Regions from separate parts of the Homo sapiens genome. Here all the other regions are linked to region 3. Evidence: chromatin loops called from intact Hi-C (ENCODE). Cell type or tissue: mammary epithelial cell. All regions are shown on one strand. Region 1 overlaps RBBP8-AS1 (RBBP8 antisense RNA 1). Region 2 overlaps RBBP8-AS1 (RBBP8 antisense RNA 1). Region 3 overlaps RBBP8-AS1 (RBBP8 antisense RNA 1).

Region 1 (8,000 bases), 56 kb before region 3:
TTTCAGTTCTAAATTTTCTCTTTGGTTATTCTTTATATTATCTATTTCTTTGTTAGGACTTTTTATCTCTTCATTATTTTCAAGAGTGTATGCCCTTACTTATTTGTACATATTTTATCAGATAATTTCAACATTTGTGATACATTAGCAGTGGCATCTGTTGATTCTTATGCAGGTTGAGATTTTACTGTTGTTCAGTTCTGTTCCATGTGTGTGTCATTGAATGACCAGTGTGGGACCTAGACTGTGACCTACCCCTTAGTTCAGTTCTCAAAGTATTTAGTATCCTGTTTAGGATCCATGCATGCACAAATCCAGGGTGAGCTCAAGAGTTCACAGACAACTTTATGAGTTTTCTTCCCAGGCTCCCTGCTCTCCATGATCTCCCTAGTACTTCTGGTGCCCTGGGGCTCCCTTTTCAATGTTCTAATCAGGACACTGAACTTCTCTCCTCCCCTCCACATTTTCTTTTTCTTTTTCTTTTTTTTTTTTTTTTTTTTTTTTGAGACGGAGTCTCACTCTGTCACCCAGGCTGGAGTGCAGTGGCTCACTGCAACCTCCACCTCCTGGGTTCAAGCGATTCTCCTGCCTCAGCCTCCCTAGTAGCTGGGATACATGTGTGTACCATCATGCCCAGCTAATTTTTTTGCATTTTTAGTAGAGACGGGGTTTCACCATGTTGGCCAGGCTGGTCTCAAACTCCTAACCTCAAATGACCCGCCCACCTCAGCCTCCCAAAGTGCTGGGATTACAGGCATAAGCCACCATACCTCCCTCTCCTCCACATTTTCTAGTGGCCCCTCTCTGGAGCCAACAGCAAGATAACAAGTGGAGGGAAAGCAAGAGGGTTTCACTCCACATTTTTGAAACCACAGCTTCTCCCATCAGAGAGAAATGTTCCCATGCCCCAGTTTTAGGAGGAACCCAGTAGCTGCTGTTCTTGCTGTCACTGCCCCTATCACAGCACAATTGCCTAAAGACTGGCAGAAGAGAATGGAGTAGAGACTTAAAGGAGAAAGAGTAGGAGAAAAAGAAGAGGAGGGAAAAAAAGAAGAGGAGGAGCTGGGGGAGAGAAGGAGGAAGAAAGGGGATTTCCAACTCTTTCTCTAAATATTAGCTAATCTTTTCCTGGAAGAATTAGAGGTCTCCTCCTGGAGCTCTCTGTGTCTATGTTCCCTTTTTGGTTTGGGTTGCCTTAAGTTCAGGTTAGGGGTTACCTAGAAACAAGAAATGGTTATCTTATCACCTATTTGGTGGTACTTTGAATTCTGTACCACTTTCTGCTTACTATTACTTTTCAAATAGGAGTTGAAAATACTTTTCAAGAAGCACATTCTAATTGAACCAGAACCGTATCTTATCTGGAACCATAAACATAATAGACAGTTGTATAAATTGTGTTTGCATTTTCAAATAATTCAAATTGCAGTATGGCTTCCAATAAACAAATATTTGTTTTCTTCATTTGCCTAACTATAAATAACCTAGTTCCACTACATGTGAAGTTTATTATCCATTGACCCACCAGAGGTACTGCTGTGTCTTTAGAAATCAGAAGCATTCTTGGCCGGGCGCAGTGGCTCACGCCTGTAATCCCAGCACTTTGGGAGGCTGAGGTGGGTGGATCACGAGGTCAGGAGATCAAGACCATCCTAGCTAACATGGTGAAACCCCGTCTCTACCAAAAATACAAAAAATTAGCCGGGCGTGGTGGTGGGCACCTGTAGTCCCAGCTACTTGGAAGGCTGAGGCAGGAGAATGGTGTGAACCCGGGAGGTGGAGCTTGCAGTGAACCCAGATGGCGCCACTGCACTCCAGCCTGGGCGACAGAGCAAGACACCGTCTCAAAAAAAAAAAAAAAAAAGAAATCAGAAGCATTCTTATTAATAATTTCAAAAAATAATTATTTGGCCAATGTTATCTCTACTTCCTTCTACTTTTTTCTATTTTACTAAAGGACTATGATAAATACAATTACATGAAGATATAATTTGTATTTAGGATAAAAAATTAATATAGTATTATGTTGTTTGATTTGACAATAATTCGAATCTCTACATGGCTGGACCATTTGATTATGCATTTAAAGCAACAATAGCATAAAAAGCCCCAACATATCAAAGACTAACCAACTAAATAGCCAGTGATATAAATAAAGAACCATTTTTAGAAGAAGTCTATGCTGCTGTTTAATATTTTGAATCACTCCACAATGCTGAAATCATTTAAAGAAAAAAGATTTTTATTTTTATGTGCCTGGGTTTCCAATGCTACTTATACTTACTAAATTATAAGACCTTCATGGTCTTTCATAAAATTAAAATTCCATGAAAAAAGTATAGGTAGGAGTTACTTCTCCTAAAAGGTATGTCTTATCTATCTAAACAGAGTGCTAAACACTCGTTGAGACAAGAATCACATCTTTGTTAATATATGCTAATAAGGCTACGAATGCCTGGAAAATGGAACTGCCAAAGTGAAAAAGAATCTGGGTAATATTCCTGGGCACTAAAGGAAACAGAAAAAGCCAGACCAAGAAGAAAGATCTGATAGATTTTGTGTATTTCAAGGCATGATGGAACTGGCCAGAAGTGGGGAGGAGGAGTTGAATGAAATTTAACTATTAAGAATATGATAGGAAAAAAAAGAGTGGGTGCAAATGAATATAACTGGCTTTTCAGATAACAAAGAGAACAAAATGTATCATTCTGTCTTAGCACATCAATCTGTTGATAATAGTTTAATAAAACCCATTTGTTCCTAGACTTTTAGAAGTTAGAAATGCAGCACATTTTTACTATGTAAGTGTTCCTTATCCAATAAAACTTTGATTACATAGCATTGATTTTATTAGATTTGTACAAATTTTTCCCAAAACTCCCTCTTACTCTACTTGTGAAAGACAAATATGGTTTGAAATGGAGACACCAAATATACACTGTTTATCCCAATGGATACTTGTGGAACTATAATCTTTAAAAATGCTGAAAGGGGGAGGTGAATTTCCACCGCTCACTCAAATTGAAGTGGGGGAAGTGATCACAGTGAGAATGTGTATGGAAAGCCCACAGTAACTGTTAAGGTTAAGATCACAACTTGCCAATTTAGGGTTTTTAGAATGACCTAGCTATCTGATATATAGGTAGGAAACCAAGAGTTAGTAAATGGACCATATGTTTATAAGCAGAGTATGTTTCCCATGGAAAAAAAATACAGATTTCTCTGTGAAGCTGAAGTAGCCTGTTCTCACTCTAACCTAGTTATTAGAGTCCAACCATATTCTTCTTAGGATTTCCTAAGTACCTAGAATGGTGTTCTACATATAGTAAATTATCAATATAAAAGAATAAAATTTTTACTTTTTGTAGTCATATTATGTGTGTATGTATATATATACATATATTTGATTCAATTTAAAGTATCCCAGTGGATTTTGTCTAAAAACACAAAGAATAGGATATGAAGTTTATAATCTACTGACAGTCCCAAATATACTATTTTACTTGCTTTAATCACCAACACCAACCTTTGAACATAGTGGGCAGTCAATAAATATCTGGAGGATGAGGGTATGAATACATGTATTTGCCAGACTATAACCCCTGATGAAGGAAAGGGATTGGCCGATTCTTTATTGTGGCTCCCTACACCAAACATTCTGAGCTAGCATACCCACAATGAAAGAACATCATCTGAATGAAGCTTCACAATTGCTCTCTCATTACCACTGGGCTTCTGGCATCCAGCACACCTTGGAGTCCTAGTGTTAAGGAATGTATTCTGAGCCTCTGCCGGCACAGGCATGTCACAGTGATGCTTCTAAAACAAACCAGAGCTCAGGTTTGTTTCAAGTCTTCACATGCTTTTGATGGAAGGTGTGCTGGCAGCTGTTGTCATCATTAGCCTTGTGGCAATACTTTTTCCTTTAGTGTCTTATGTTTCATATGAAAGCTTAAAGCTCATTAAATAGGGAGGAACTTTGGAATATGTGCCAATGCCAAACAGTAAAGTTTTTATTTTCTCCTGTTATAACAGCTTTAAAGTTCTGAATTTCCAAATCTTAGTCCCCAACACCATTCCAAATTTTAAATTCGATAATGGGGTAGGAGCAGAAGGATACCAATTCCTTTTCCTGACTTTACAATCTTTACCAGAGATCTAGTAAGTGAAAGATTTAGAGCCTGCTAGAAAACTTGGGTGTGGAATTCTCCTGTAATCCTGGCATTTATGGGATGAGTGAGCTGTCCATCCATGGTTCTGTAATCTAGACAGTTGAGATATCTGAATCTGAATGCTCAACCTAGTACAGTCTTCCATGGTATTCACATTTTTCTAGCAGCTGACCTAAGTGATACATTTTAAAACGCACAATAACTAATGGTCACTAAGCACCTACTTACTATGTGCCAGGCAATATCAAAAAGCACTTCAAATGTTAAAATGCTCACAAACGCTCTCAGATAAATATTTATCTCCATTTTACAGATAAGAAAACCTAGGATTAAAGAGGTAAGTAACTTGCCCAAGTTTTTATTCACTATAAGGAGACTTTTTAAAAAGGTTAATTAGTACTACTTAATATTATAGGTATCTTCTAAGGCAAGAACTATTATCTATTTCATCTTTGTATCCTCCACCATATCTAGAGCAAAACCTTACACATACAAACTTCTTAATAAAGGTTTACTGAGCAGGCCAGTGTGTTGGCTCATGCCTGTAATCCCAGCGTTTTGGGAGGCCAAGGCAGGAGGATCACTTGAGGCCAGGAGATTGACACCAGATTTTGAGGTTACACTGAGCTAGCCTGGGTAACAGAGCAAGAAAACGAAAGGCCCCATAGTTGTGGAGTACTATATATTTATTATGTATATTTCTTTCTCTCTCTTTCCCTCTCTCTGTTTTAAATTTTTTCATATTAGAAAATAAGTTTAAGTTCTAGAGCCTTCCAAGTCATTCATACACACACATACACCCACTCATTTGCCAAATTTACTTGGGTCCCTCTGAAACCACAAGTAGCAGCTGCTTAATAGGTGAACTTCAACACCAAGCAACAGGTTGGGGCAGGTAATTAAGAATACCAAATCCATTTGAAATTGCAGGGGAAATTTAGGGAAGTAGAACGTATTTATCAGAGTTGGAATTTGGCCAGGATTCTAAAGAAAACACCAATTACCCTTTGATAATATAAAATAGCATATAAACACTGTTTAACTGAATTTCTGACTAAGGTTAAGAATTCCAGAGACTCACAGAAGGGACACATCATTCCTGGACAAATTCTTCCATTGAGAAAGTTCTTTATACTTCCATAGTAACCCCCTTGCCTCTCACAAAGAAAACCTCTTGTTGTCAGGTTAGTAATGAAAGTGAATTCTAATAAACAGAGCTGGAGCAAATAAGAGGTCTTTCTAGCACTACTAGCTATTGTGCACCTTAGATTTAGATATCTCCCTTCCACAAAGTATCACAACCTCACATATCTCAATGTAGAAGACACTTCAAGAGAGCCGATTTCATCAGAATGGCAACTTTCTCAGACAGCTCCTCTCTGCCCAAGATAATTTAGGTGTGATCATGCTTGACATGAAGTATGAATTCGGTAACTTTCTAAGGTCTCTAACCACCTTCAAGTTAGGAATTCTATTAAGGGACCTAACCAAAACAAGATAAAAAAGAGAGGGGTCTATAGATTTAAGAGATATAGTGACTAAGTACAACATGTGGACTGTGTTTGAAACCTATAATTGAAGAAATTGAACACAGATGGAATACTTGATATATTTTTAATTTTCTATTAATTTTAAGTATAATTGCAACGATTATATTTTGAAGATATACACACTGAAGTATTCGTAAATGAAATTCTGTAATACCTAGTATTAGCTTCAATATGAAAAAAGATAGGAAGAAGTTAGTGGGTAGATGTCCATGTGTTGATAATTACTGAAGCCCAGTGATGGGTACTTGGGAGTTCACTACACTATTTTCCATAGGTTGTGGCATAGGTGAAATAGATCATTGTTCAAGTGCAATTTCTGTTAACACAATTTTCTCTCTTTTAGCAAATGAAAGCATCTAAGAATGCAAATAAATGACAGTGATTTTTTATAGCAATAATCTTGAATTTCCACTATTTCATAAAATAAGTAAACTTTCTAAAACTTAATATTCTAAAACATTAACCCTCATACAATTGTTTAGTTTTTGTTTAAAATTTTCCATTAAAATAACTTTAAAAAAGATATCCTGTACCCATTTTCACCACTCCTATTTAACATAGTACTGAAAGTCCTAGCCAGAGCAATAATACAAGAGAAAGAAATAAAAGGCATCCACACTGGAAAAGAGGAAGTCAAATTGTCCCTCTTTGCTAATAATATGATCTTATACCAAGAAAAAAACTAAAGACTCCACCAAAAAACTCTTATATTTGATCAATGTGTTCATTCAATTTGCAGGATACAAAATCAACATACAAAAATGAGTAGCAGTCGGGCGCGGTGGCTCATGCCTGTAATCCCAGCACTTTGGGAGGCCAAGGTGGGCGGATCACCTGAGGTCAGGAGTTCAAGACCAGCCTGGCCAACAAGGTTAAACCCTGTCTCTACTAAAAATAAAAAATTAGCTAGGTGTGGTGGCGGGCGTCTGTAGTTCCAGCTACTTGGGAGGCTGAGGCAAGAGAATCACTTGAACCCCAGAGGCAGAAGTTGCAGTGAGCCAAGATCGCACCACTGCACTCCAGCCTGGGTGACAGAGTGAGACTCCGTCTCAAACACACACACACACACACACACACACACACACACATCAGTAGCATTTCTATACACCAATAATGATCTAGCCAAAAAAGAAATCAAGAAGGAAATCCTATTTACAATAGCTACAAATGAATAAAATACCTAGGAATAAATTTAACCAAGAGGTGAAAGATATCTACAAGGAAAACTACAAAACATAAATGAAGGAAGTCGAAGAAGACACAAACAAATGAAAAAACCTCCCATGCTCATAGATCGAAAGAATTAACAGTGTTAAAAAGACCATATTGCCCAAAGCAATCTAAAGATTCAATGCAGTCCCTATCAAAATACCAATGTCCTTCTTCATGGAATTAGAAAAAAAAAATCCTAAATGTATGTGGAACTAGAAAAGAACTGATTAGCCAAAAGAACTGATTATCCAAATCAATCCTGAGCAAACAGAACAAATCTGGAGGCATCACACTACCTGACTTCAAATATAAGACTAGAGTAACCAAAACAGCATGGTCTGGTTATAAAAGTAGATGCATAGGCCAATGGAACAGAATAGAGAACCCAGAAGTAAAACTACATATTTACAGCCAACTGATCTTTGACAAAGCCAACAAGAATTTACACTGGGGAAAGGATACCCTCTTCAGTAAGTGCTGCCACAAACCCACATGCAGAAGAATGAAACTGGACCCCATCTTTCACCATACAAAATCTATTCAAAAATTTATACATACTATATATAAAAATCAACTCGAAATGGATTTAAGACTTAAACATAAGACCCAAAGCTATAAAAATACAAGAAGAAAACCTACAGAAAACTCTCCTGGATACTGGGCTAGGCAAAGAATTTATGACTAAGACTTCAAAAGCACAGGAAACAAAAACAAAAATAGATAAATGGGTCTTAATTAAACTAAAAAGTTTCTGCACAGCAAAGGAAACAATCGACAGAGCAAAGAGGTAACCTGTTGAATGGGAGAAAATATTTGCAAGTTATTCAACAACATTGGTCTAAGCTGACACATCCAGAATATACAAGGAACTCAAACATCTCGAGAGAAAAAAAATCATCCCATTAAAAAGTGGACGAAGGACATGATAGCTATTTCTCAAAAGAAGACATACAAATGGCTAATGGGCATCTGAAAAAATGCTCAGCATCACTAATTATCAGAGAAATGCAAATCAAATTACAAGGAGGTATCATCTTACTCCAGTCAGAATGGCCATTATTAAAAA
Region 2 (8,000 bases), 86 kb before region 3:
AGGAGAATGTAGCTTTACAGAGAAAGAGAAGCAAACTAACATATAAACTAAAAATGCCTCTTCCTTAGAGAATGAAGGAAAGGATGAAAGAGTATATGCCTTGCTTTTGTTAGTTCTTGACAGAAAATGTTAGGCTTAATCAAATGGCATAGCCTCAATACTTGGCCATTTTTTACCTACAAAAATGACAATTTAATACAGCTCAACTTAATACATTTTGATGGTTTGACCTACATTCACAAACTATCAAACCTGGAGAAACCCAGTATCCTGATACCAAAGATGAAAGGCTAGAGCCAGACCACTAATCTTTAACCCCATTCTCTTTTAATCAGCAAATTTTGAGAAATGAATGAAGTATAAATATTGATGCATAAGACAGGACTGAAACATTTGAAGTTGAACCACTTTTAGACAAGACATGCACTGAACTGGGTGGCCTAAATTCTGAGACAAATGTTTCTGATTTCCCTGGGCGTAGCCAGAGATTAAGCCGATATTTTTCTTTAAAAGACTATCATTCATCTTCGACTAGTTCATGGGAAAGGAAGCCTCTTTAGAAGAAGGTACAGCGACTGGTTAACATACAATGTATTCATTAAAACCTCATATGCCAACTGGTGCTTAATAACTACTTTAAAAAATATTCATGGTGACAGAAATGGAAAGATTTAGTGCCTTCATATGAATAAAAATGTTCAGATTCTTTATTAAAGTTTGCTTTAATAAAGTGGCTTCTTTTTTAGGATTGTTATTCCCCTACCATGTATACTAATACATTCAAGAAAGGTAGAGAGAACTTAAGGTATGTTCTATTTCATATTCACCTCCAATAAAACCACTAAATTGGATGAAAACTAGAATTGTCACTTATTCTCTAGCAACCAAATAAATTTTATAAAGCTAGACATTGGTCCTAAATTTTCTTTATATCATCTTTTATTGTTAACATGGTTAATCTCTTCTCAAATAGGGAGGCTATGTATATTACCAAAAAAAATTGGAGCAATGAAAAAAAACTAGTGAAATCAAGCAATAGCCAAACTGGATCATTTATGCTCCAAATGTTCTTTTCATCCGCCAGTGTTTTTTCTCCAGACATAATCTTCCACATAAGTACAGCCTTATGCTAAACTGACATAATTCCAATGTTACTAGTTGGTTTTGTCAATTTAGTAGAGTAAAATCCAGTAATTTGGGATTAATGAAACAACTAATTGAACTGTTACTTTTCACTGGCTGTGTTAATTCAATGTGATACAACACTGTCATATGATCAGGTCAAACCTAGAAAGAATTCATTTGCTCTAAAAAGTGGGCAATTCACCCATAAGCACAGAGTATTATTATAGAAACTTTTTCCCCTATGATCTAATACTAGACAATTTGAGCCACTGTGTTAAATTAACATCAAAATATACATTCAGACCAGAATGGTAGCTTACAAAGATGAACTCTTTTCTCTCTTGTTCACTTTTGTTTGCCTAGTGCCTACATTGTAAGCATTCAAATAATATTTGTTGAATGAGTTAATTAATGAAAATTATTATCATCAGTTGCCTATCCTATCCAGACAAAACATTTTGTCTATAGAAAATATGACCAATAAATAACATTCTATGTGTCAGGATCTCCCAACATAAAGACTTCTAGGTAATTACAAAACTGAAAAGCACTGTTAGCCCCAGTACTGATTTGGGTTCCAGTCAGTGGCTTCCAAACTTAGCATGCATCACGCTAGTTAAGAACTAGTTAAAATACAGATTGTTGAGCCCCAGGCCTAGAGTTTCTGTTCAACAGGGACCTGATAATCCTCATTTCTAACAAGTTCCTAAGTGAAGCTGATGCTTCTGGTCCAGAGACCACATTTTGAGAACCGTGAATTAAGAAAATCAGAGCACTTACTAAGAATAGTCTTTATTTTGCTGATGATATATTTTCCACAAAAATCATGTCTACAAGTAGTAGATTTCTTTTTTTTTTTTTTTTTTTTTTTTGAGACAGAGTTTTACTCTTGTTGCCCAAGCCAGAGTGCAATGGTGCCATCTTGGCTCACTGCAACCTCCACCTCCCGAGTTCAAGCAATTCTCCTGCCTCAGCCTCCTGAGTAGCTGGGATTACAGGCACGCGCCACCACGCCCGGCTAATTTTTTGTATTTTTAGTAGAAACGGGGTTTCACCATGTTAGCCAGGCTGGTCTCGAACTCCTGACCTCAGGTGATCTGCCCACCTTGGCCTCCCAAAGTACTGGGATTACAGGCATTCTTGTACAAGTAACACAACCTTATCAGTTCTCTGGAGTTTACTTTGTATTAACCTCAATGACATCCAACAGTATCTTATTAGTTCAAGTAGAACCTGTCAATTTGATGGAAAGAAGCAACTCTGCAAGCACATCATTCTTCTTGACACTACAATATTACCCAAAAATTCCTAGTTTAAATTTGCTTTAATAGGCATTATTTCTTATACTAAGTTTAGATGCCTTTCCTACTATAAGACTATCTAGATAACATTTGTTAGAGAAAGCATTAACAAACTTTGTTGCTCTTCATCAAACTGAGGTATGTATGCCAGGCCAGGCATATTAATAGTAAATACCTCCAAATGATAATAACAACCTATATTTGACAAAATGTTGGCACACTGGCAAAAACTACATTTATAGTCATACTGTTTCTAGCTTCATCTTTGGAGTCTAGCCATTGAGACACACCTATCTTTGTTAAAGATTTTACAGATACTCATAAAGGCTAAAAAATACTCATCTTTTAGCAAAAGCACAACCTCTTGCAGATTTTGGAAGCATGAATCTATTAATGCTTTTTTAATAAAAGAAGTATTAAAGAGAGGTAGGATCTATAGCTGCTCTAGTGGGAAACTTAAAAAGTAATTAAAGAACAATCAATCAGTAGATTTACTAACCCACACCTTTCTCTGAAAAGTATCACTTTATTTTGAAGCCTTATATATCTCAATAGAAAAGTGAAATAGAGAATTGAACATTTAGTCTGTCAGTTATTCAACAGGACCTCAATGTAGGGGTGTGTGTGTGTGTGTGTGTTGGCGATGGGGGACATGCCTGCAGGAATGACATCATTCTGCTTTTCTCCTCAAAATATTACCTGGAAGAACATAGCTTTACATTAACCATGCCAACACCCGCTCATAAGAGTCCTCCCTCCTACCCAGGGAAAAGTGCTAAGCAAGAAATGATTTGCTTTAAATACTGCCAAGGTTGAGTATCTAAGGACTGGTTCAAGTTGCACATCCAGCAAGGAAGCAGGCTTGAGGCAAGTACAAGCATCTGAGGAAAACACAGGAAGGCTTTTTGACAACCCCGTTGGGGATTTTTTCAAAAAGACTTGCAAGATGCCAAGTTAATCTTGAGGCTTCTTGCCTCACTTCCTTTTATGTCCTTCCCTGAACAGTTCTTGTATAAACTTGTCCTCGGGATGTCTTTCCGCCTCCTATAAACTCCCACCTCTGGGTAGCCTTGGCACCTCTGCCTTACCCCAAGGCCTTGAATTACTTGCCTATTTCCACATCTCCATGCTTTAAAAAAACTTCCCTTCAAGGTAGGAATGCAAGATACACCACATTCTCCTTTCTGAGTCAGATGGAGATGGTGGTCATTTCCAGGCCAAGTCGACTTTCACTCAGGCTATATCCCCTTTTTCACAGAACTTCCTCCCCTCTGGAAATGAGGATAAACTACCTTGACAATTAATTACCTGGAGAAGGCCAAGTGAGAGACTCAATCTTTTGAAGAACCAGTTCCCAGATCATTTTGATTTGGAGCAAAACCCTGAACCGAATCCACAGCGAGAAAAGCCAGCATGTCATGCTGCAAGTTGCACTTCTCCAAGTGCTGCTAGCTACCAATATGTCTTAGTCTGCTCAGGCTGCTATAACAAAATACCACAGACTGGATGGCTTACGCAACACATACTTGTTTCTCTTTTTTTGCAATATGGATAAGTTGAGAATTTTCCAGTCTGCAAGTTCTGCTTCTGGAATTGCTTAACAATTCCTTCTTTAATTCATCTCTGTCTTCTCATAGTTTACTATCAGTAGTCAGGAGGAACCAAGCCACTTTTTCCACACTTTGCTTAGAAATCTCCTCAGCTAAGTATCCAATTTCATTGCTTACATGTTCTACCTTCCACAAAACACTAGCACATAAACACAATTAATTGAAATTTTTGCCACACTATAACAAGGATTACCTTTCCTCTAGTTTCCAATATCATGTTCCTCACTTCTCCTGAGACCTCACCAGAATGGCCTTTAATGTCCACATTTCTATCAACAGTTTATGATTATTTATGTATTCTCTAAGAAAACAAAAACTTTATCTCCAGCTTTCCTATTTTCTTTCTGAGCCCTTACCAGAATCGCCCTTATGTGCACCTCAAAACTCTTCCAGTCTCTACCTGTTGCCCAATTCCAAAGCTGCTTCCTCATGTTTAAGTATTTGTTGCAGGGGCATTCTCTCCTTGACTCCATCTGACCACTTCCTCTCCCAATTTCCTTGTTCCCCAACTGACAGTAATTCTCTTAGTTTTCCATAATCACTCTCTTTATCCTTTCATCTCCCATTATTTGTGGAACACACTCTAGTCTAACTCTTGTACCCTGATTCCACTGAAACCAATCTTTTCATTGGTAAAGATCTCCTTCTTGCCAAATTCAAGAAACAATTTTTAATTTTCATCTTACTCATCCTCTCAGCAGCATGAGACATAGTTGATTACTTCATTTTATTGAATCACTTATTTTTGGGTTATTGTTGGCTTCCACAACATATATTTCCCTGTTTTATTTCTTATCTCACCAGCTACCTCCTTCTCAGTCTTATTCACTGGGTCTTTCTATTCTTACTGAAATGGAAAAGGTGAAATACCCAAGAGCTGAGTCCTCAGATTTCTCTTCTTTATTTGCTTTCCTCCCTAGGTGATCTCATCTAGAGTCATGGCTTTAAATAACATCTAGTCAAAATCACATCTCACAGAAGTCTTTCTTCCTCATCAGTTTCTTACCCTGTTTTGTTTTTCTTCATGGCAATTATCAGGGATCTAGAACTAGAAATACCGTTTGACCCAGCCATCCCATTACTGGGTATATACCCAAAGGATTATAAATCATGCTGCTATAAAGACACATGCACACGTATGTTTATTGCAGCACTATTCACAATAGCAAAGACTTGGAACCAACCCAAATGTCCAACAGTGATAGACTGGATTAAGAAAATGTGGCACATATACACCATGGAATACTATGCAGCCATAAAAAATGATGAGTTCATGTCTTTGTAGGGACATGGATGAAGCTGGAAACCATCATTCTCAGCAAACTATCGCAAGGACAAAAAACCAAACACCGCATGTTCTCACTCATAGGTGGAATTGAACAATGAGAACACATGAACACAGGAAGGGGAACATCACACACCGAGGCCTGTTGTGGGGTGGGGGGAGGCGGGAGGGATAGCATTAGGAGATATACCTAATGTTAAATGACGAGTTAATGGGTGCAGCACACCAACATGGCACATGTATATATATGTAACCAACCTGCACGTTGTGCACATGTACCCTAAAACTTAAAGTATAATAAAAAAAAAGAAATTATATATGTATATATTTAAACTTATTTATTGTCTTCCCCATGAGAACAGGAATCTTGTTTGTTTTGTTCTCTGGCATATCCTCAGAAACTAGAACAGTACCTGGCACATAACAGGCTCTTAAAAATATTTAATAAATGGATGCTATGAAGAGGCTTTCATAGTTTTTTTTTTTAATTCTTACCTCCTAAAAGATAAGAACAATTGTTTCAGTCCCTATCCAACTCCAGTTGTGCACCAGATCTTGTCCCCTTTCTTCTACTTAAGGACTTTGCTCCTGAAATCATCCACTTTCTCTTTTTGCATCATCAGTCTTCTCTTTACTCATCATACTTTCTTTATGCTACAATATGTCCCATTATACTTATCATGTTTTCCTATATTATTTATATCTTTATTGATTTATTTTCTCTTGTTCCCTTATAATGTAAGCAATATCAGGACAAGTACATTATTTTATTCACTGGTGTATCCCCAGCACTAGAATAGTAGTAGCAAGCATTCAATAGATGTTCTATAATAAATCAAATGGATTTAAATACTGGTTTGCTTATATGTCTCTCCCACTAGAAGCTATGTTCTTTTAAAATAAGGACCACGTTTTATTCCATTTAAATCCCCTTTGCCTAGCACAATGCCTAGTAAGTGTTCAATCTATTTATGAATAAGTGTATAAATGAGTATACAACTTAACAGCAAGCATGAGGATGTTCAGTAGCCCTCAGGAAAGATGGCTAACAAAAAGTTGAGACTGTCATTGTAATGAAAAAATAAAAAGTCTATTGAAATAATCTGGGCTCCAGAGACGGCAGGAGACTCAGACCAACTAATCTTGGGATTCCCTTAGCTAGAGCAATGGTTTCAGGTATGGACCTCCAACAGAGTCACACCTTTTAGGACAAAGACAAGTGTGTTCTTGTCTCCTGGAACACAAGCTGAGAGGATGTCTGGAGTCCCTGCCACCATCTGACTACCACGTAAAATCTGAGACTAAAGAAAACACTACAGAAGATAGAACCAGGAAATAGAGAAACCAAATTCTGAAGGTACTGCTTGAGCTCTGAATTTAGTACTGCCTTAATTTAGTCTACTCCCTAGACTTTTTAATTATGTAAGTCAATAACATTGTTTTTTGCTTAAACTGGTTTGAACTGAGGATTTCGTCACCTGCTACAGAAAAAAAATATTTGACTGATTCTAGATCTTTAAAAATTAGATTCCTGGGTCCCAATGTCAGATATTCTGAATGATTATGTCTAGGCCTTGAAATCTGTTTTTTAACAAGATCCCCAACAGTATCTATTATGTTCTCGGTTGCAAGCAGCAGAAATAAAAGTCTAGCAGAGCCAAAGTAAAAATAATTTAAAAGACATTAGAAAAGATAAAAAAAAAAAAAGGACATTAGGCAGCTTACAAAATCAAGGAGGTATTAAGGAGGTATGGAAAGGAAGGCTTGGAGCTACACAGTCAAGAACAAAGCCCAAAAGTCATGCTGCCAAACTCATCTTGTGAAGTAGTCATGGGTGCTACCAAAAAGCACCAAACATTATGGCTTGTACAACTGCCCCTAGGAGCTTAATCTTGGGGCAACCACCACTTCCTCTAGCATTACTGCCACTGCTACCCTGCTATATAACCTAGTTATCCAATATAACCTATATAATCTAGTGATTCAATTCCCATGTGCTAAAGGTTAGAACAACCTGAAAGAAAATTATTATCCTCACATGTACTGGGAATTTGACATAATATATGGCATACTTACCGAAAAGTTGGTAAGGAAAATTTTTTGGAATCTTATAGTAGAATTAAACATGAAACCCTTTTTCTATAACCTGTTGTGTCTTTAGCATGAGGGTAAAAGATTTTCCTCTCCTCTCACAGGGACATTTGTCCTCAGCAATGCTATTCAAATTAACCGAAAAGCTGGTAAGGAAAATTTTTTGGAATCTTACAGTAGAATTAAACATCAAACCCTTTTTCTATAACCTGTTGTGTCTTTAGCATAAGGGTAAAAGATTTTCCTCTCCTTTCACAGGGACATTTGTCCTCAGCAATGCTATTCAAATTATTCCAGCCAAATAACGTCCCATTTCTGATGATCCATTGCCTTGCATTGCTATTTGTCTATATTTCCTCACAGTCTTAACAGAATTCTGAAAAAAAGTGAGTTTGACCTCCTCATTAAGCTCCCTACTATGGCATGTGACAGGCATGCTCCCTGTTTCCTCCAACATGCAACCCGTTACCCACTATCAGCTTTAAGCCAGAAACATGGTGAAAATTCTCAGGTGATGGGTCAGATCAAGAATGAAGACTTTTTGGGCCCTTTTGCCACAACAAAATCTGTTTCTCAGTGTGGCACCTG
Region 3 (8,000 bases):
GTTTTTTATGTCTAAAATATGTTTATTGCAGGCAGCATATAGTTGGGTCTTACATTTTTAACCAATCTGGCAATCTTTGTGAAATCACTAAACTCTACCTGGGTTACTGACTTCCTTTCTACTATCATATCTTTACTTTCCAATATCTCTTTTTTGTTCTCAAAAAGTTCTACTTTTGGATAGCCTTTCTATTCTTGTTTTACACAATCAGTAACTTGTCTTATTTCTTTGAACATATTAATATAGTCAATTTAAAACACTATTCTATTCTCCGCATTGACTGTTTTTTCTATGTTCATTTTACCTGTTGGTTTCTCTTCCTCTCTCTTTTTCATGTTACATGCTCTCTAATCAGTCATTGATTTATGTTAGGGTGATGTTAACTGATAGACTTAATATTAGGGTAGGATTTCTCAACTTTGGCCCTATTGACATTTTGAACTGAATAATTATTTTGGGGAACAGGAAGATGAGCTTCCCTGTGTACTGCAAAATGGTTAGCAGCATCCTTGGCCTCTATCCACGAGATGCCAGTAGCACACCTCTGCGCATATCTTTAGTTATTACAATCAAGTATCTCTCCAAACATTGCCAAATGTCCCCTGTGGGGGGAAACCAGTCCTAGTTTTTAGCCAATGCATTACGGTGATCAGGGTCTTGAGAGTTTCTCAGAGAAGTTCTCCAGTTTCCTACTTTGTGAGTGAAGAATATGAACCTAGTCACTAGCATTTGGAAACCAAGCAGATGAACAGACATAGGTATCTCACCAACCAATACACAGACTCTGACTTAATCTCTCTGGTAGGCAGAATAATGGCCTCTCACAGATGTCCACACATCCTAATCCCAGGAACCTATGAACATGTTATGTTACATGGCAAAAGAGAATTTAGATAGCAGGTAGAATTAAGCTTGCTAAAAAATTGACCTTAACAAAGGGAGATTATCTTGGATTATTCAGTTGGATTTAAATACAGAAGAGGAGGGCAGGAGAGTCAGGGACAAAATGATATGACATGAAAAATCCATTGCTGGCTTTGAAGAAGTAAGGAAGCCATGAGCCAAGTAATGCAGGTGGCTGAAAGAAGCTGGGAAAGGCAAGAAAACAAAATTTCTTTCTAGAGCCTCCATGAAGAAAGACAACTCTGCTGACACGTTAATTTTAACCCGCTGAGATTCATTTTGGACTTCTGACCCCTGGAATTATAAGATGATAAATTTGTGTTTTTTTTAAACCACTATATTTGAGGGTTAATGTGTTATAGAACCAATAGGAAAAATCATATAATCATTTGATTTCAGTATGGTGCTTTAGCATCCACTCTCAGTTCTGCTTAGTATTCCCAAATCTAGAACAAACCTGAGATAATCTCTTCTACCATGAATCAACAAGTCCTATCTATCTCTGTCAAGGTTGAAGAATCCAGGCTTCTTCATTGAGATGGGACCAACGGAGCAAACTGTTGCTTAAACAGATTTTCAACCAATCCTTCCATTCCAAGCCCACTCTACTCCCCAAGGCTATTTAAGGGGAACTTGTACCTCCAAATCCTGAGTTTTTCCAGCATTCTACAGTAGAGACAGACATGCTTTTATCATGGCAAGTAGTCAGACTTCCTCTCTATTCTGCTAAGTCACCACTCATTCTCATTCCTCCTTGCAAAAACACATAGACGTCTCTTATCCGCTACGTCTCTCAATCTTTTTGGTCTTTAAGGGTTCATGCAGTTTTGGTTTCTCTACTGTCATTTTACTGGGATTTCAAGAACAACAGAAATAAACAAGTTCACCTGCAATGTTTAACTAGTTTTATTTTCAGCTGACATTTTATCAAGCGCTTACTGTGTATTAGATTTGCAGATAAACCTTTATATAAATTATCATCTGAATCTTGTAATAACTCTAGGAGATAGGTACTATTATTTTGCTTCCCATTTTATAAATAAAACTGATGTTTGATTCAGGTGACAAGGCTAGGGTGGAACAGAACTGCGATGGAACCCAAGTCTTTATGACTCAAAAGCCAATTTGCCTAGACAATTATGCAATCTTGTTAATTTTTCAATTAACAATTCACAGGTTTTACTCTAGATTAGAGGTCAGCAAACTATGGTTTACTAGCCAAATCTGGTCTGCCCCTTGTTTTGTAAAGTTTTATTAGAACATATCCATACCAATCGTGTGGAAAAAAGCACACTCAAACTCAAAGTACTTTTTCTATTCTCTCACTCAACACCAAGAATTAACACAGAAGACTTCTGCAGCCAAATGTGTGGAGATTTTCCCCTACCAACAAGCAAGTAATGAATTCTGCAGCAGATACCAGGTAGGTATCCTCCAATTTAGTTCTGACACTATCTACCTAGAAATCAAATTCCACAAGTTGGGGCTCAGTACCGAAAGACTGCCCCCTACTTCTGATGCCAACAAGTCCTGGGTTATTTTTACCTGTGCTTTTAACTGATTGGTTATAAATTGGGGATCCCAAGACCCCCTCCTTGGATTTGATTAATTTGCTAGAGCAACTCACAGAACTGAAGGGAACCATTTACGTTTACCAGTTTACAGTAAAGGATATTGCCACAGGTACAGGTGAAGAGAGTCATGGGGTAGGCACGTTAGAAGAGGTGTTGCACTTCCCTGCCCTCTCCAGTGCACCACCCTCCAGGAAGCTCCATGTGTTCAGCTATCGGAAAGCTATTGTGTCCTTTGGGTTTTCACGGGACTTCATTACATAGGTATGATTAAACCATTGGCCATTAGTGATCAATTTAACCCACAGGTTGTAGGGAAGGGCTGAAAATCCTAAGCCCCTAATCCTGCCTTGGTCTTTCTGGTGACCAGCCCCCATCCTGAAGCTACCTAGGGGTTGCCAGCTACCAGTCAACTCATTAGCATCCAAAGACATCACTTTGGAGAGTAAGGATTTTAGGAGTCATACACCAGGAAAAAGGGTCAAAGACCAAACACGTATTTCACAATATCACACCCATTTAAATGACTATTGTCTATGCCTGTTTTTGTGCTACACTGTTACAACTGAATAGTTGAGACAGAGACAATCTAGCTGACAAACTCTATTAGTCTCTGCTCCTTTAAGGAAAAATCTGCTGACCCTGCTGTAGAAAATAACCTTATTACCAAGTTTTGAATTCATGGTGTCCTCATATACTTAACACTTTTGTTACTGTTATCAAATCAAAGGCACTATTTTTATTGTTCCTTTAGCCTTTTGTTACCCTGCAGATAGAAATCTTTGGCCATGGTTTAAAAAGAAAAGCCTCTAAACCCATCTCCCATGTGAAGTCTTCCCCATACTTATAGTCATACTCACTCCCATTTCTGAGCTCCCATCTCAATTATTATAATTACAGTATTTAGTGGAGTTTGATTCATATAGTCATTACTAGTTGTGATTCCCCTGAGATCTAGCAACTGCTTAACTCTGATAAGCATTTATTAAGTACCTTCTAAGTGTCAGTCAGTGTTCTAGACACTAGAAATACAAAAATAAAAATGGCATCTTTTGGTTCATATGTATTCTTTTTAATTAGGTATAAAAATAGAAAAGAAACTGAGCATGGAATTGTGCCTATGGTCCCTGCAATAATTGCATCAGAATCACTAGAAGTGCTTGGGCAACATTCCTATTGAATGTTGAAGCAGAATCTGCGGTGGTTAGGCCCAGGAATCTGTGCTCTTAATCAACACTTCAGATGATTCTTAAGCACAAAGGTTTCAGAAACACTATGTCAGTAGACAGGAAATACTGCTTCTAAATGTGCAAGTATTATGAGAGAGTAAGAACAAATCCCACATGATCTCTCTTAATACAAACCAATTTCTGTCAAAATGTAATGTTTTGCTGCTCATTTCTTCTTTCCAAAACTTACTAGACACGCTTAATCGAGAACTTTGACGTTGCTCTCATCTTTACTAATTTTACTTACATTGTGAACCCTGTACCTGGCACAGTTCTTGAAACATAGTTGATACCAATACTTTGTGTTGAACTGTTGAATATTCAGAGCAAAACCTTTTTAAGTTGTCCCTAGTATGTAGAAGTAGGAGTTTTTCCAATTTTAGACTGGAATGGTATGAGGATCATTTGAGAACAAGGAAGATAACACACCCAGGCAAATGTTTGGTCAACCTACACCTTGTTTCTCTCCTTCTAGAAATGCTTCCTTCTAGCTCTCAAGCCCACTACCCTGTGGGGAATATCAATCTCGCTCCTCAAGGCTAAGCTAGATCAAGCAAAGCCAAGCAGACTAGTGGAAAAGGTCAGGCATTATAGGATCCATCTTCATCATAGGTAATCTATTTCTAGAGGCTGTAGTCAAGAGAATGCCCTAGAATACATGTTTAAAAGGATTACCTACCTCTGAAGATAATAGACCACTTGCTTATATATGTCTACCACGAGAGTCTTATAACAATGGACTCTTGCTATACCTGACACAGATCTACCCCTCCCACTAGAACTCTGAATTATTTTGCTGGAGGCTACAACATTCTGAGTAGTTTGTTGGGAGTTGACAGGAGGTGGGGATAACCCACCCAGTACAAGCTTAGCAGAGCTGAGCCGCTGCAGCAAGTTGGGCTAGCCTTTGATACAGACTGGTTGGACAGGTTCTGGATCTACAGAAGAACCGGTTTTACTGGCCTGTTGTGCCAACATATTCTGGTTTGATTCCATGTTCCACAGACGGTAGAAACCTGCCCAGCCAGTTAAATGAAAGGCATATTAGGTTATCCATTGCACTCAGTATATAGCTTAGATGCAGCAGAACTCTTCCACATAGCAGTAGTGTCTAGCAAACCAGTGTGGTCCAGAGAGGTGGTGTTCACTGATTTAATGTTTAAGTTGATAGATTCAGGGAAAGTGAGCAGTGAAACAATTTCTGCTTTTCACCAAGAGCAGAGGTTTTCTAAATAAGTCGAAGGGTAAGTATATTTTTAAAATTTCTCAGTTTCCTATGCATTTTGGAAAGTTAAATTAAGAAATGATGTTTAAAAAGATAATCAATTTTTAACATAGTAATACCTGCATTATACCTTTTCTGTAAAGCTAGATATTGTTTTATAACACTTGCGTTATGTTCATTGATTGTTTGCATAAAGGTTATTTGGTATATAATATTCTCTTACTATGCTTTTCTGTAAGTTGTGCATGGCTATAGTCATTTTAAAAGCTGGACTGAATAATTTTGCCAAATAAATTTCACATATTAATGATTTACATTAAGCCATCTACTTCCTTCATAATGTAACTATTATGTTTTATAGGCTGTTGCTATATGGTAACAATTTTATATGGTAAATCTAATTGTGGATAAATAATAATTGCCCTTTTAAGGCCAAAAAAAGCATTGGCCGGCTGGTGATCCTAAGTACATTCATTAGAGGAACAATTCACAGTAAAAATTGAGGAGTGTGAAAAACAAAGACCGTGGAATCTGGTAACTGATTAACTATTGGAGCTCAAAAGCACTTGCTGAGCTGAATAGAAAGGAATGAAGACAGGTTTTGTCATGCCTATTAGGTCTGAAAAACTTTTTAGGTTAAAGAATACCTGGATCTTCCTTTCATTTATATTAAAAATCTTCCTTTTATCTCTCTCTTTACGTAATCCAATTAATTTATTTTAGTAGTTTGTATCATGTAAAATGAAAGTTACCAATCCCTTTAGATTTATGTTGGCATACCATCCTACCCCTTTATTTACTGATATTAGATTGAATTGAAGCACATGTCTTCTAGGGCATTTAATTTAACATAACAGCTGACATATGATTTTATCTGGGAATTTAAAATTTTTTTAACATATTATACTGAATGCTTTCCTGTCATCTTAGTAGGACTTTGCTTTGAGCTGAGCAAGACTGATGCATCCTTTTCATTGTCCCTAGGGTTCCCACTTTGTCACTATGTTCAAACTCAAAGGCTATAAAATTATTTTCTAACTCAAAGGCTATAATATTAGTTTCCTTAGGATGTTGACAAAGAATAAATTTAAAAGTGTGAATAAATGTTCAGATGAGATTTCATTTTTTGCAGGGAAAACCCTTGGATGCTTCATAGTCCTACTTCTAGGCAGTTCTGCATGAATTTCTGGTAATCCAGGTAAACTGCTGAAAAGCTATGTAATGTTGTATCTGCAAAAGCAATGTGCTGATTCAGCAAGCCAATATTAATTTTATTCAGCACAAATTGTATTTTGACAAGTTTTTGGTAATATGGATCAAAACTTTTAATTGGCTGAATTTTTCTGAATTTACTACATGAAACCTAGTTTTCAGGTAATATATATATACCAATAGAGCACATTGTTAGTATTTCTGGTGAATATATTGCATATGATAATTTAAAAAATTTAAACCACACCGTGTTTAAAACATAGGGCTTACTGTTTAAAGATAAATTTAATTTGGGATTCTAATTTATTTATTGAGCATTTTTTATGTTTATGGTTTTGAAGAAAGCTATTTAAGAACTAGATATACATTTATATAAAATCCATGGGTAAAATTTCAAGCTTAACTCTGTATTTTGGGAGAGGATTTTACAATTTTCATTTAATGGAATTTTCATTTTCAAATATATGTAAGTCCTATTAGATATTACTTTCATGTATTTTCCATAAATTTAGTCCTTTAAAATATTGATACATTGCGATATTTTTGTTAAAACTGAGGATATATAAATTTGTCAATCAAATTAGGAGTGTGTATGTATTTTATACAGACCAACATACTTCAGCGCCTAGTCAAAAAGTATTCCACTCATTTAAAATTTTTTTACTCTTTTAGTCGAGGATGCATTTCTTTTTATTCCTAGCTGCACAATTTCGCATAACTCTTTCTGTCAACAATGCTAGCTTTCTTAACAACTGCAACTTCTTTCCCTCCTGAATATCTTCATGTGTTTTCCACTAAAAGCACTTAGAATTATGTCATTTTTTACCTAAGAGGGACATTTAAAGAATAACCAATGAATCCAATATCTCATTTTTGAGTTAAGAAATGAAAAGCCCCAAAATATAGCTAAGTCACTATTATATAATCTAAGGGTAGATCTGGGGCCAGAACATCCAGGTTTCCTGACTTCCACCAAGACCAGTAATTTTTTCACTACCCTACATTGACTCTTCTGAATACTACATGAAATCTAATCTAAAAAGGTAAAATTATGTTGTATAGTGTGTTAATGAATCTTTGGTGAACTAAAAAATCATTTGTTTTTATATTTTAATCTATACCATTATTGCCCCAAACATTTTTGGGACAATGGCTGAATATATATGGGATTGCCATTGATAACAAAGGTGACTACCACTTCAAACCCCAATCTCTTAATGCCATCATATTATTTTGTTTCAGACTGATGAAAGCCTCACATTCTTTCATATTTGCCCAACTTGTGGATCCCGCTCTCATTTTCTGACTCAATATTGCTTTAAGCTGTCTCAACTGTCTATTTTCTTAGTATGTATATATTTTTGTATTATTTTAGTCATTCTTAAATGCTCATAATTTAGGATTTGCCTAAGTTAATATAGTATTCTTTAAATTTGGTTAGAACTGACAGGAAAATTTTGTTATGAAGACAGAAATTGCAGGACTTAAAAACCCATCTTAGAGGTGATAGAAGCTGTTATTGAAGGGGTAAGCTTTGCACACAAGTGCTCAAAAAAGTTTTAAACATTTTTAATTTGAGGAATTCCTAGGAAATGTGATTACAGAAAGTTGGAGAACCAAAGGCCAAAAATTTCAATTCTGATTCCTGGTACTAAATGTTAATTCTACTAATTACCTTATCTTATCACAGGTAAAATCCTACCTGGAAAATGCTTCTAAATTTGGTCATTTTAGTTCAGTCCAAGTGGACTCTGAAAAAAATCGCTTTCATTTGTTTCTTAACTTTACAAGAGAAAAGGCAGTATACTGAAAAGCATGTGAGCTTTTGAGCCAAATTGACATGGGTCTGAATAACTCTGC

Evidence for each region. Peaks named below come from ENCODE experiments on the same cell type or tissue, not always from the same donor. Only the 100,000 strongest peaks of a DNase experiment are listed, where the experiment ranks them.
Region 1: a loop joins it to region 3, with 5 times the contacts of the local background. A loop is called at or near these places in 9 of 110 quality-filtered maps.
Region 2: it touches region 3 in a loop (7-fold over the local background); 2 of 110 quality-filtered maps call a loop at or near these places.

What each region holds. Positions count from the first base shown.
Region 1 is chr18:22,853,282-22,861,281 of GRCh38, forward strand. The region is part of intron 2 of RBBP8-AS1 (RBBP8 antisense RNA 1); the gene reads right to left. Among named protein-coding and RNA genes, the nearest start is that of RBBP8, 76 kb to the right of the region's middle. In mammary epithelial cell, no CTCF peak of the experiment used is centred here; a DNase peak (open chromatin) is centred at 3,800; H3K27ac peaks cover 3,464 bases.
Region 2 is chr18:22,823,449-22,831,448 of GRCh38, forward strand. All of the region lies in intron 2 of RBBP8-AS1 (RBBP8 antisense RNA 1), which reads right to left. The region is part of intron 1 of LOC124904263 (a long non-coding RNA gene); the gene reads left to right. Among named protein-coding and RNA genes, the nearest start is that of RBBP8, 110 kb to the right of the region's middle. In mammary epithelial cell, no CTCF peak of the experiment used is centred here; DNase peaks (open chromatin) are centred at 3,463, 4,923 and 6,543; H3K27ac peaks cover 5,991 bases.
Region 3 is chr18:22,909,360-22,917,359 of GRCh38, forward strand. The region is part of intron 2 of RBBP8-AS1 (RBBP8 antisense RNA 1); the gene reads right to left. It also overlaps a transcript of RBBP8 not described here. Among named protein-coding and RNA genes, the nearest start is that of RBBP8, 20 kb to the right of the region's middle. RefSeq lists an enhancer at 5,159-5,766. In mammary epithelial cell, no CTCF peak of the experiment used is centred here; DNase peaks (open chromatin) are centred at 3,682 and 4,672; H3K4me3 peaks cover 3,342 bases; H3K27ac peaks cover 4,655 bases.